Linked DNA regions of Homo sapiens: region 2 is linked to region 1. A link is a contact called in ENCODE Hi-C or POLR2A ChIA-PET data. All regions are on one chromosome and are shown on one strand. The core of a region is the stretch at or near the end of the contact, and the rest is flanking DNA. Distances in the headings are between cores, read along the strand shown.

What was found. A loop is a pair of places that touch in the nucleus more often than their neighbours do. ChIA-PET counts read pairs that join two places held with the same protein, here RNA polymerase II (POLR2A). Pooled maps may share reads with other maps.
Region 2: a loop to region 1 is called in a pooled map of right lobe of liver, with 3 times the contacts of the local background. The contact joins two enhancer-like sites. A Hi-C loop is called at or near these places in 1 of 168 maps with a recorded cell type or tissue (PC-3) and 6 of 50 pooled maps. POLR2A ChIA-PET finds 5 or more read pairs at or near these places in 2 of 52 experiments (MCF 10A and activated CD4-positive, alpha-beta T cell).

Annotation. Positions count from the first base shown.
Region 1 is chr10:4,845,820-4,849,661 of GRCh38, reverse strand. It overlaps AKR1E2 (aldo-keto reductase family 1 member E2), which reads right to left. Exons shown (of 10, transcript NM_001040177.3): 9 at 2,432-2,514; 10 at 1,600-2,174. The coding sequence ends at 2,132. Among named protein-coding and RNA genes, the nearest start is that of AKR1E2, 22 kb to the right of the region's middle. Within about 2 kb of position 1,786, at least 4 of the 41 ENCODE cell types and tissues checked have a DNase peak (open chromatin) inside an H3K27ac peak, as active enhancers do.
Region 2 is chr10:5,008,014-5,011,733 of GRCh38, reverse strand. It overlaps a transcript of AKR1C2 not described here. Among named protein-coding and RNA genes, the nearest start is that of AKR1C2, 6.0 kb to the right of the region's middle. Within about 2 kb of position 2,418, at least 2 of the 41 ENCODE cell types and tissues checked have a DNase peak (open chromatin) inside an H3K27ac peak, as active enhancers do.

The DNA of each region.
Region 1 (3,842 bases), core at 537-3,036:
AACTGTGTCCTTGCTGACCAACCTCTCCTCATCAGCCATCCACCCCTGCCCTCCCCAGCCTCTGGTAACCACCATTCTACTCTCTACTTTTAAGGTCAATGAACAATGGTTTAAGTATAAGTGACAAGGAAAATTCACAAAATAGCAGTTAGATTTTTGACTCTGTGGGAGATAAAATACAAGTCACACACCTACACACGCATGTGTTCACAAGAGTGCTACATGCAGATGACTGTGTCACCTGCTGCATGGCACTATGCCACTGAATCCTAACACCTCTAGGTAGACAGTGACAAAGAGTTTAAAGGTTTAAAAGGTTAAGTAATTTGCACAAAGTCACACAGCTAATGAATGATAAGGAGTCACGAACATGGAAAAATTAAAGGTCCATGGTGGTGGACAGGGCCTGATCGTAGGAAGGTCAAGAGACTCTCCCATTTCCTCAGTCCTTTGTAAACAGTCTTCTGATTAAACTCTCCCTGGAAATTTGGTCAAACCATGACACCCCACCCTCAATCCTACCCCCACTAGGGCGAGGCTCCCATGAAGCTCTTGCACCAGTCATGTCTTTTCGTTTTGGTGACACCCGCAGCAAAGTCCTCTCTTGAGGCCAAGCTAGAAGGTTTCTACACATCCCTGCACATCTGGAAGGCTGGGCAGGGAGGTGGATGAGAAACTGAGGAATGAGGCAATGGCAATGATACTGGTCGCAGTAACAATGCATTCTTCCTAGAACATAACTTGGGCCAGATGCTGTCTCCACAACCGGGAGGTGCTGCAATTCCTCCACTGAGTGGACAAGGACACTGAAGGCTGGGAGGTGAGGCAGTCTGCTCAGGATCACAGAGCTAGAAAAGCACAACTTTTATCTGCAGAACCCACACCTCTGACTCAGCTGGCCTGCTTGTGATAGAGTGAAAATGGGAAGTGATGTGGAGGGGAACTGTCCCCAAACAGTCCCCTTCAGCCACTGGGCAACACCTCCATATCTTCCCTGAACCTGATGCAGAGGGAGGAGGAAATGAGAGGCTTGTTTGGAGGCTGATGTGGGGGACACAAGAAGCGGGAAGAGACCATGGAGTAGACATCAATTTCTTTCTGGCTTAACTCATTTTGAATAGGAGCCAAGGGCCTGTGAGTTGAGAAGTTATATCCCTGGAGATCCGGTATGAATCCCAGGGCACAGGAGCTAGGCCAGATTCACTGAGCAGACAGCAAAGACAGGGATCATGGCGTCTGGACCACAGGAAGTCCATTAACCCACACCCTCTACCAACGCCTGGGCGTGAACACCATGCTCTGCAGGGCCTCCTTCTGATACATGAATCTAAACAGGCTGAATGAGCAGATGTGAGAAAGTGAGCTGTATTTCATCTCCGCTATGGGGGTTCCCCAGGTATAATCTGACTTATCAGAAGACCGTATTAAAAACTAGTATTTAGGAATTAACCAGCTACTTGGGGGGCTGAGGCAGGAGGATCACTTAAGCCCAGGAGGCGGAGGTTGCAGTGAGCTGAGATCACTTGACTATACTCCAGCCTGGGTGACATAGTGAGACTCTGTCTCAAAAAAAAAAAAAAAAAGAAATTAAAATTCAGATTTTTAAGGAAGAAAAAAGCCTCTTTATTGAACTGAAACAGTGTCCCAGACTTATCCCATTTTCCTTCTCACTGGGGGAAGGGAAGGACTCTGCTTTAGAATAACCTGGGGGTCACTGGCAGGGCACAGAAGGAAGTGTAGGTGACGCGGGCTGGCCTGGGGCACAATGGGTGGAGCTGCGCAATGGGGCAGAGACACATTACACTGTTTCCTCAGCTCTGTAGATGGCTTAAATAACTCCATAAGATAAAGTTTTCTTAAAATGTGAAGGCAAATTTCACTGATGACTCATCAGTGTATTTGTTCAGAGTAGAGGCCACACAGGCTGTCTTGGAGAAACCCCATTGCCTTCACTTAGAACACACTCAATTCTCCAGATTTGTCAGAGAAGGTGGCTCTTACATCCCCCTCTGACTGTGTGGCTCCTGTCCCAGGCACAGCTGCCCTGGCGCTGTGATGACAGAGGAGGGTCAACATTGCCAATAGTGTCTGTGCATCTGGGCTGAGCAGAAACAAGGAAGGGGAAGCGTCCTCAGTATTCTATGTGGAAAGGATAGTCTTTGTGATTTTTAGTTCTGAAAAACAGAAAAACAAATCAAAAATAGGAACAAAGAATGATTATTTTTTAAGAGAAACATTTTAAATGGTATATACTTTTAAACTCCCCAGTGCATGAAATTAGCTTCATTCAGTGGCTCATCTTCAAACAGGAAAGAATTATAATGAGAAAGTTTAATTAATCTAAAATGTGTATGATAAATACCTATTCAGACACCAATCATTCAATCTGTATATTCTTCCCTCTGTTTTAAAAAGAAGGAGCCATATTTACATGGGGAACATGGCCAGTCGGAGATTCCTGTTTAGGCTGAGGATGTTATCCATATCGTGCTGTGTTAATTCAAAATCAAACACCTGGAACCAAAACACAATGTTTGTAGAAAACTTAGTTTAATTCACATTTAATGGAGCACATGTTACCTACATAGCACAGTGCTAGACCTGCAAGGGACACAAAGATGTAAAACAAACACTTCATCAGACACTTGGAACTTCCCTGAATCACAGCCTGGATTCCCCAAATGCCCTTTGATTTTGATCATGTGACTGGTGTTGGCTTGGCCTTGGCTACATTTAGGAAGCCTTGGACAGATGGAAATATATACTGCACTCATCTTAGTGGAATAAAGGACATATGGGAATTGTTAAAAGTTATAGCGGCTGGGCGCGGTGGTTCACGCCTGTAATCCCAGCACTTTGGGAGGCCAAGATGGGCAGACCACGAGGTCAGGAGTTTGAGACCAGCCTGGCCAATATGGTGAAACCCCATCTCTACTAAAAATTTAAAAATTAGCCGGACATGGTGGCATATGCCTCTAGTCCCAGCTATTCAGGAGGCTGAGGCAGGAGAACCGCTTGAACCCAGGAGGTGGAGGTTGCAGTGAGCCGAGATCGCACCACTGCACTCCAGCTTGGATGACAGAGTGAGACTCCATCTCAAAAAAAAAAAAAAGGATGGCACAGAATTTTTCCCACTGACTCTGCTACCCCTCAAAACCCCAACAAAACAATTTGTTCCATACACCTGCCAACTAGGGACCCACTTGGCCCTGGGACTATGAACTCTAACAGTACCCATATCACAGAGTACATTTTCTGAGTGATCCATTTTTCTTCCTTGAAAATAGTATTCTTCTCAGCCCTTCCCTCCCCTTTTGTTGTCCCCACACACTGAGGAACAGGACCCATGGCCACAGCATCAGCATCCACCCCGGCCTGGCAGAGTGGCTGTCTTGCGGCGGGAGGAGGGGTGCACTGAGTGATTCCAATGCAAGGACCTGGAGCACCCCAGGCTCTTCCCCACAAGAGCCTTCCCCTCCTGAGGGCAGGAGAAAGTAGCCTCAGCGTGTCATCTGGAGGTAGTGGGGAGTGCTGGGGCCGGGGTAGGCGGATTCTTGGGTTTAAGGGGAACAGCAAGCAGTTCTAGAAGACTCCTTATAAAGGGTAGGCAGCCTTGCAGCAGCAGTTCTGAGCGGCACTGGGGCCACAGGGGGCGGGCCGGGGCAGCCCCCTGCACTGGATGCCTTTCTCCTCCCTGGTGAGTCTTGTGGACCTGGCTCCCACCTCCTCCTGACAGCATAAGCACTTCCTCCGGCCCCTCCTAACCCGCCGCTGCTGTCTGTCCTCAGCCATCAGATCACTTCGGCTTTGGCCCTCAGGTCTCACGTCAGCCTGGTCCTGTC
Region 2 (3,720 bases), core at 1,169-3,668, 160 kb before region 1:
GTTTACATATTCAGATTTGCTTACATAATAAAGTAAATTGAAATCCTCAGACTACACTCATTCTCTCTAAATTTCTCCTTTAGGTTTTCTGCTGATTGGGGTCTCTTGTCCTTGTACCTATTGATCTGTGCTTATAGCAAACAAACTGGATCAATGTGCGTGCAGCCAGATCAAATTGCCCTGCTTGTGTTTTTGTAGACCATCTTGCCAAAAGCTAAAATCCTACACCAGAGATTCTTATTCATTAGATCTGTAGTGAAGTCTAGGTATTACTATGTTTTATTTATTTTATTTTTGGATTTGTATAAAATTAAAGTTTACAAGTGCAGTTTGCTACATAGATACATTGCACAGTGGTGAGGTCTGGGCTTTTAGTGTAGCTATCACCAGAATAATGTCCATTGTATTTACCCAATAATTTCCCAGCCTCCCAGCCTTCTGAGTCTCCACCAGTGGGAGACAGAAGATCCAGTGGGCAGATACCAAGTGCCTGTAGGTGTGCCTAGGCATGGAGTTGGGAAACCTCTGCTCTTTGATGAATTTTAAAGAGGTTATTTGGGTTTTCTTGTTATTGTTGTTGTTGGGTTGAGTTCCTTATAAATTTTGGATATCAGTGCCCTATTAGATTCACAATTTGCAATTATTTTTCCCAATTGTGTAGGTCATCTGTTCTCTGTTGATTTTTTTTTTTTTTGCTTTACAGAAGCTTATTGGTCTAATTAAGTCATATGCATCTCTTCCTATTCTCTCATTTGTGTTTTTGAAATCTTAGTCTGAGTTCCTTGCTGAGACCTACTTAGGAATTTTTTGCCCCAATAAGTTTACCTTAGATTTTCTTCTAGCACTTGATAGTCTCAGGTCTTATATTTAATTAAGACTTTGATTTATTTCCAGTTGTTTTAAAAGCTTGCAAAGCTATTTTGAGGTATAAGCAAGGTTGCACGTCTAACTTTTTGAAAATATCAATTTTTCATTACGGTTTTAGGGGTTAGGATTGCCTTATCATCAACATGAATTTTGCTATAAAAGCTTTGCTAAGGTCACTCATGTTTATTCCCTTGCCCTTGGCATGAACTACAGTGGGAAGAGTGCTGCAACCCAGCCCTAGCCAACGCCGCATGAGAGGGAGTGTGCCGAGGGCTTCTGAGAAGGTTTCTCTCACATCTAGAAAGAAGCGCTTAAGATGTGGCAGCCCCTCTTCTTCAAGTGGCTCTTGTCCTGTTGCCCTGGGAGTTCTCAAATTGCTGCAGCAGCCTCCACCCAGCCTGAGGATGACATCAATACACAGAGGAAGAAGAGTCAGGAAAAGATGAGAGAAGTTACAGACTCTCCTGGGCGACCCCGAGAGCTTACCATTCCTCAGACTTCTTCACATGGTGCTAACAGATTTGTATGTGAAATGAGACAGTTTCCTGATTCCCCTTGCAGGACTTGCGACAGGGGTGTGGCTCACCGGTTCAAACTGCTTGAGGGAGGGGGAGCATGGAGATGGGCAGGTGCACAGGCCAGGGCGAGCGCTTTGGGCTCTGGCTCCATGGTAGTGTCTAGTGGTGGGTGCCTGCAACCACAGTGTTGTAAAGCTCTTTCAGCTTTGCCATCTGCAGACGGCTTGAGTCTGCAGCTCCATGGACCCTCTGACTTATCTCAAAGGCAGAGGGCCAGTGTGACAGCTTTCTATATCCCAAGCTCTTGCCAGGCATCCCAGAAGAGTCAGATCACATGTGGGCTCAAAGGATGAGGGCAAGATTTTATTGAGTGGTGGAGGCAGCTCTCAGCAAGATGGATGGGGAGCCGGAATGGGGGAATGAGTAGGAAGGTGATCTTTCCTTGGAGTCAGGCTGCCCAGTGGCCGGACTCTTCTCCAATCCTCCTAGGCCAAATTCCTTTCAGTGTCCAATGTCCCTCCTCTTCTCTCTTTCTGTGTGTCATTGTTCTGCCGTCCATCTGGTTGCCTCCTTGTCTCCTCACCTGCTGGTCTGCCCAGGAACTTAGGCTTTGGGGGTTTATATAAGGGCAGAATGGAGGTGTGGTGGGCCAAAAGGCAAATTTTGGGGGCGTGAAAACAGAAATGCCTGTTCTCATTTAGGGGCACGAGTATCCAGGCTTAAAGGTGGGGGCCTTTGCTGGGAAACCACCCTCTTCTACCCAGTATTTCCCTGTCTCCTGTCCATATCACATGGAGTTTAAACCATTCAGAAATAGTTTTTTCTCACCTGGTTTTATGCTAACCAAAACAACTATAATATTAATACTTTTCTCTTTACAACCTCCCCTGCTTGTTGACCTATCTAGGAGTGGTCGCAAGGTGTGCAAGCTGCTGAGTCACCCTGACTGCATCAACCCCAGGAGCTTGAGGGGTGAACAATAGTATTGAGCAATAGTAAAATAACAAACAGTGCAGACAAGGCAGACGTCTCAAAAAGTGCTCGGTGCAATTGTCACTCATCCAGAGTCAACATTGGTGACACAGTTGTTTCTTCAAACAGAGTTCACTCTGAAAAAACTGAGCAAGGTGGAATTTACTTTAAATTTCATGGGTTGTGAAATTTCAACTAATGTCATAATTAAAACTTCCTACATATTGCTTTAGGCATCTCTGTCTTTTCCCCAAAATTTTCTCCATGGCATCAGCAGTACCTCAGCCTCCTCCACAGCCTCCCAGCTCTTCCTTTTTCCTCCTGCACGGCTTTTGGCATCCCACCATTTTCCACAGCAATGCAGGCTAACTGTGAGCTTCCACAGCCTCTCACAGACATGACTTCACCCACAAACCTCTGTGAGGCTCAAGTGTACCCCTTTTTGTTCACATAGAACCTCTTCACCCCAGAGAATTGAGTCAACCAAACAGGAAATCTCAGGACAAACAGTGCTGGCAAACATCATTTTGTTTAAAGTATCATATCAATATGTATTTGTTGAGAAAATATTCGGAGTTCTTTGCAAACTGTAACACTTGTTCAGAAAAAATAGTGAGAAGAAATTAGGATCATTTATTTACTTGAGGCACATGAGTGTTCTTTATGTATGACTCAAGGACATCCCACTTCTGTCCTCCCTGATCTTCCATCTTCCATCTGCTTTCCTCCCTCTTCCCATCTCCCTTTCCTCATATTCCTCTCCCTCTCCCTCACCTATAGGACTGAGAATTCCTGTGGTCTCCTGAGATCAGTTTCTTTCCACCAGATTGTAAACAAGCTGTGGAAAGTTTTAGTTCTTAGCGACTCCACGACCCACACTAGTCAGGCAGAAGCCCCCATGTACAAGGTACCCCTTGAGCCTTGGCAAGGTGCATGACACACACTTGGTCACTGGAGGAAATGATGAGTAGAGAGTGACAAGCAGAGGAGGGGAGCTTTGGGCCTGAGTCCTCTGGGGCACAAGAGTGGTTGAGGCTTGGCACTTGCCACCTAGATTTCAGACAATGTGTCAGGAATCCTGGATGCCCAGAAAGAAACCTGCTCAGGGTCTGGAGCCCCAACATAAAGCTTTTATTTAGGCAATGTTGAGCACTAATATGTGGTTGGAGCTCTGCAGGGGGTCTCCATGGGTGCACTGTGTAGCAAAGCTGTGGGAGAAAGGCCTTACCCCTCAAAATTCCAGAATTATAAATCTATCAGCCGCTTGCAACTTCAGCCTGGAAAAGCCATGGGCATTAAACTCCAAACTGTGAGAGCAGCCATGTGGGCTGCACCCTGCAAAGCCACAGGTACAGTGCTTCCC